2 separate regions of the Mus musculus genome follow, and region 2 is linked to region 1. A link is a contact called in ENCODE Hi-C or POLR2A ChIA-PET data. All regions are on one chromosome and are shown on one strand. Each heading gives the region's core, a stretch centred on a gene start or an enhancer-like site at or near the end of the contact. The rest is flanking DNA. Distances are from core to core; before and after follow the strand shown. Region 1 overlaps Kank1 (KN motif and ankyrin repeat domains 1). Region 2 overlaps Kank1 (KN motif and ankyrin repeat domains 1).

Region 1 (2,700 bases), core at 43-2,542:
GAGAAAGCAGATACTGCCCCCCCTGCACAAGAAGTGGGACAGGAGTTAGCGCATGTGACACGGTCAAAACCATCTGCTTGTTTTACCCAAGTGGAGAGATCAAGTGTGACTATCACTTGCAGAGCAAGGGACTCGAGAGAACAGGCTGGTAGAGAACACGCTACGGCTGGACCGATCGATGTCAGACCGGCAAGCGGCAGGGCCCACTTCAGTCCCACAATTCTGCCTTTTGCTGTGAAGCCTGTGGACACTGTTAGAGCCAGCGCATTACAGGGGCTCTGAAGATGTGACTGACCAGGACATCGGCTGGTCCACAAAGCAAGGTCTACAGAGGCTCTATGTAGCACGACTCCTACCTCTTGTCACAGGTGGGTGAAGCACAGGACCCTTGAAGGAGGTGATGGCGATCATTTGATAGAAATGTCAAACTCTCTTGGGACTGAGAAGAGGAAAGGGGGAAGGGCTGGAGACGGCTTTTGCTGCTCTTCCAGAGGACTGGAGTTTTGGTTACCAGCATTCCTATTAGGGATTTCACAACAGCTGCAGGGTATCCAACACCCTCTTCTGGATTCTGGACTCTACCTGTCTGCACTCTCATCTACATACCCGTAGACATACATAATCAAAACAAACAAACCGAACCAAGAAAGGAGATGATGAGAAATGATTTTAAAAAGGAAAGAGAAATTCCATCGGATCCGTCAGGGAACAGCGACGTAGAGCAGAGAGTCACGGGATGAAGAGCCTGCTTTCATAGACACAGGAAACGCTTTCAGGCCCAGAGATAGTGCTTCAAGCAAAGCCTCAGGCTGGGGATTGGGCCTGGGATGGAGCAGGCACACCTCCCGCTTGCACAGTTGTCTGGCCTCTCACTCCCTCAAGCCCTGGGAAAATCCATGTGGTTCCCTCAGGCGTCAGGTTCAATGGTAACAGAAGCAGACGATGGTGTATGTCATAGTTGGCCCCAAAGAAAGGTTCAGAGGTTGCTTTGTTTTGTTTTGTTTTGTTTTTTAACAGTTCTAAAGTTAATGGGGAAAAAGTATTTGAGGAAACAGAAGAGCAGAAAAATCTTGCCAACCATCCCTAGCAGAACAAAACCATAACCTAGGGAGAAAGGGGAAGAAGAGGTGGAGGGTGGAGACATTTTTTCCAGGGCCGAAGAAGTCTGGCTTGTCACACAAAGCAGGAAATCAGCGGTTGCCCCTGCCAAATGTAATTCTGAGCGGGAATTTTGAAGTGAACCGCCGAATGAATGAATCTTCTGAATTCAAGCATTTTTGCAGTTTTCCATCACTCTCCCTACAAGTCACTAAATGTCACTGCAGCTTAAACTCACCACCCCTGGCAAGGATTCCTTTTCCAGTGTCACAGTCTTCAGGGAATACCGAAGAATAATTCCACAGAGGAACAGCCCTGGGTGGGGCCTGAAATCCCTTTAACCATTTAGAAGGCGGCTATTTTGGGATTTTTTATTTCTCATTATTACTGTGGGGTATTGTGGGTTCCAGCTGATATTTTCTGGTGCCCAGATAAGGTCTTAGCAATGTCATCGCAGGACAAATACCTACAGCTGCTCGTGTGACTGCTGAGGGTGTGTGTGAGGGGAGAAGCACGGGCTCACTGTGGCCCCTTGGGGACCAACAGAGGTGTCCAGCCCTAAAACTTATGACATACTAGGGGCATCCCTCTCACACTGTCCCTGGGGCAGATTTGGAAGCTACCTAGAACCTGGTACTAGCGGGGGAAAATCTGGTGGCGCGGGGCTTCGTGTTTTGCAACTTTTTCCTGTAAGCTACATTGTTGGAATGGTTTCACGGGCAAACCATCCCTCCTCCCACACTGGCCTCAACTTCCAGGTCTCCACCCTGCAGTGTTGTAAACACCAGTGTATCACCAGGCTGATTCACACCCTGCAGGCAGAGCTCCAGTGAGGGTACATGCTACGCAGACCCAGCAGGTACTTTGGTATCCTCTGCCAGGGCACGGGATGACAAACCAGCCTTTATCTTTGAAGTTGGCAGGAGCAGGCAAACAGGCCACGCCCCCAAAGTTTTCCCCAGTTGGAATACAACCCCCTAGCCCATCAAAATAATACTGAAGGACAGAGAATCAGCTGTACCTTGGTAGGTCTCTGGACTTAGGCAGAGGTTGACTGATAACAGAGAAAGAAAATTTAAGAGCTGACAGACAACTGTAGCTTTACAAAGACATTAAGCACTAGGTTTGTGAGCCATCTGAAACGCCCAGTTTTTCTCCCTCCTCTTATCTCTAGCTTGAAGTGTTTGTCCCTTTTCTTGTAGGAGACTCTAACACACATCTGTGGCAGAGGAACAACACACCTTGGACTAAGGGGCAGCGGATATGAGAGAAAGGCAGAAGAGGGCAGGGATAGGAAATGTAGACTGGGTGTGCTTCAATCAATGTTTTCACAAAATTATTTGCAAAGCTGATGGGGTTTATCCACTCAACCAACTGTTATGTGAATAAATCCAGAAGCCATGGGATTCACCTTTGGTTCTAAATAACAAGAGCATTTGAATTTTTAAAATCCCTTTTCTTTTCTTTTCTTTTCCTTTCTTTTCTTTTCTTTTCTTTTCTTTTTTCTCTCTCTTTTTTGGTGTATGTATGCATGTGAGTGTGTATGTACAGGTCAAGCAGATATATTCCTCCTTCATTCTCCTCTCTCTCTCTCTCTCTCTC
Region 2 (2,700 bases), core at 182-2,681, 48 kb before region 1:
GTTCCAGACAGATTTCTCCAGAAGCAAACTCCATCACCATGGTGATAGGTTTACCACGGGTACTGGCTGGTTTTGTGTGTCAGCTTGACCCAGGCTGGAGTTATCACAGAGAAAGGAGCTTCAGTTGGGGAAATGCCTCCATGAGATCCAGCTGAAGGCATTTTCTCAGTTGGTGATCAAGGGGGGAGGGTCCCTTGTGGGTGGTTGCCATCCCTGGGCTGGCAGTCTTGTGTTCTATAAGAGAGCAGGCTGAGCAAGCCAGGGGAAGCAAGCGATTAAGTAACATCCCTCCATGGCCTCTGCATCAGCTCCTGCTTCCTGACCTGCTTGAGTTCCAGTCCTGACTTCCTTTGGTGATGAACAGCAGTGTGGAAGAGTAAGCTGAATAAATCCTTTCCTCCCCAACTTGCCTCTCGGTCACGATGTTTTATGCAGGAATAGAAACCCTGAGTAGGACCCCTCGTGTCCTGACAGTGGTTGAACGTGTGGTCAGTGTCGCTTTCTTGATATCAGGGTCTTAAAGTTCCCAAATGTGTTGTCTTAGGGAAAATTCCAGCCTTCAGCCGTTCCATTCCCAGGGCAAAGGTTTCTAGGAAATTGGCATCACCTAAATGTTTGGTTTCCTCTTAGACTGGATCAGAAGATAAAGGCAGCTGTCTCCTCCCTTGGGGCTGCCCTCTCTTAGGGACCTGGCCCACACCTCCTTTCAGAGTCCCTTTGCAAAGTTGTGCCTCCGTAAACCACACACAGCTTTCCCAATGGGAGAAATCAGACTTATGTATACAGTGTGTGGAGATCCCAAGATAAAACGCATTCGAGGTGTTATGAGAGCAAACACAGCCTGGGCCAGTGCGAGCTACTCAGAGGTTAGATACACAGTGCACAAGACTTTACTCAGAGATAAAATAAGCACTTGTTTTATCAGAGCACAAGGGCTCCTTTCGTTTTTCTCATTCATCTATAATATTTTTTTAAGCTTTTTTTTTTGGTTAGCGCTGGGGATTGAACTCAGGGCCTCGCGCGTGTGTATGTGTGTGTGTGTTAGGTAAACACCACCAGAAGACTCTATCCCGGCCCACAATCACAGCATTAATGCTTTTTCTTTTCAGAAAAACAAAATCCCCAGGGCCATAAACCTCCTGAGAAAGAGCTCTTTGCTCAACAGTCGCTTAGGGCCATTAAGGGAGATACAAGGCCCCAAACCACTTCCCTTCATAGACCCCCCTCACCCCCACTAATTTATTTTACCTATTTCCGGTCCATGGGACTTTGGCTTTAATAACTTCCTGAGCCAAAATTTAGCCTGAATCCCAGAGCTCGCAGATCTGTCTGGGGAGGGAGAGAGCAGTTTGGAAGTCCCAGTCTCTGTAACCTCATTTTTACAGTTCACACATGAGAACAGATTTCTGTCCTAGGAGCTCCCGGCCTCCTGCAGAGTGTTCAGCTGGCCCAGGCCGACCCGAGTCCATCCCTACTACTTTTCTCATGACCCTCTAACGTTTCTCTGGAAGACACAAAACTTTCAAAAAGTCTGTCTGGCTTCCTCTCCCCATTTAGCCAACCACAGATAGTTACACCCCCAAATTAGTTCAGGACTAGCTAACATCCATGCATCTGGGAAGAAACAACTCTGGGGGCTCCCTAGAGGTTACCTGCCTGGTATTAGTGTATAAGGTTTTAAGTTTCGGCGTTGTGACATGCAGCCTGGGGGTATGGAACCTGTGTCACAGACTCAAGCACCCTCAGAAGGCTGCCCCGGTTGGAGCCCGAGGCCAATAGACCATGCTCTTGTTCTTGAAGCTCAAAGCATCCATCAGAGCTTGTGGCCACTGCTGTTAGTCATCCGAGCCAGGCAGACAGCTGTCAGTGATGAAGCAGGGGCAAGCAACAGAGCTTAATGAAATTTTATTTTGAAAATATGGCAAGAGTCTAAGGCACTTCAAACATTTAAATACATATACAGGACCAAAGTAAACGTGGCGTATGATAGAAATACACAGAGAACTACACTCTGCCTCCATAGACCCAAATCTGGCACCCAGTCCTCTAACCTAATTCAAACCTTTATCACCAGATATAGACATGGTTGGGCAGATGCTCAAAACGTAACATTGCATGTAGCTCTTTATGACTGTACTGTGGAATATAAAAGTTGAAAATACTGTTGTCAATTTCATATAGAAGTCTTTTATATAAAAAGCCATATAATACATCCACCTCGATAAACCAATTGAAATATTTCTTGTAAGTTTATACATATGGTTTGAGAGTTCCATCTTCTATTTTTAAGCGGGAAATTATCAGCGTGGGGGGGGGGCAAGTTGCTGACGATCAAAGTCCTCTCCCCCAAGGTTCTTATTTTAAAAGACAAAAGAGAAGTGAACAGAAGCAAGAAGCACCCTGGAATGGAATACTGGAAGGACTTCCCAACGGCTCCACATTTCATAAGTTACTAAGCACTTGTGGAAAAGGTCAAAACTACAATGTCATAGAGAACCTGACATTTGCTTATATGGTAGAAATGGCCTGGTCAGGCCAGTCTACCATTTCCTACCACTGCAAATAACAGAGCCGGTTCAGCAGCCACGGAGCTGGGTCCAAGCTCTACTAGAGCAGAGGGCCAGAGAGGAGGCCATTTCCCAACAGCTCGGCTTTCCCTGCAGAAGCATCAGCCTTCAGCCGCTCCTTGACTCTTCTGTC

What was found. Hi-C counts contacts between places; a loop is a spot of excess contacts on that map. ChIA-PET counts read pairs that join two places held with the same protein, here RNA polymerase II (POLR2A).
Region 2: a loop to region 1 is called in a map of heart, with 1.9 times the contacts of the local background. The contact joins two enhancer-like sites. A Hi-C loop is called at or near these places in 1 of 37 maps with a recorded cell type or tissue (heart). POLR2A ChIA-PET finds 5 or more read pairs at or near these places in 1 of 5 experiments (Patski).

Annotation. Positions count from the first base shown.
Region 1 is chr19:25,385,408-25,388,107 of GRCm38, reverse strand. All of the region lies in intron 4 of Kank1 (KN motif and ankyrin repeat domains 1), which reads right to left. Among named protein-coding and RNA genes, the nearest start is that of Gm52392, 14 kb to the left of the region's middle. Within about 2 kb of position 1,292, at least 1 of the 3 ENCODE cell types and tissues checked has a DNase peak (open chromatin) inside an H3K27ac peak, as active enhancers do; it is heart, where a contact is called at or near this core.
Region 2 is chr19:25,433,687-25,436,386 of GRCm38, reverse strand. It overlaps Kank1 (KN motif and ankyrin repeat domains 1), which reads right to left. Exons shown (of 14, transcript NM_181404.6): 14 at 1,889-2,700. Among named protein-coding and RNA genes, the nearest start is that of Gm26207, 19 kb to the left of the region's middle. Within about 2 kb of position 1,431, at least 2 of the 3 ENCODE cell types and tissues checked have a DNase peak (open chromatin) inside an H3K27ac peak, as active enhancers do; they include heart, where a contact is called at or near this core.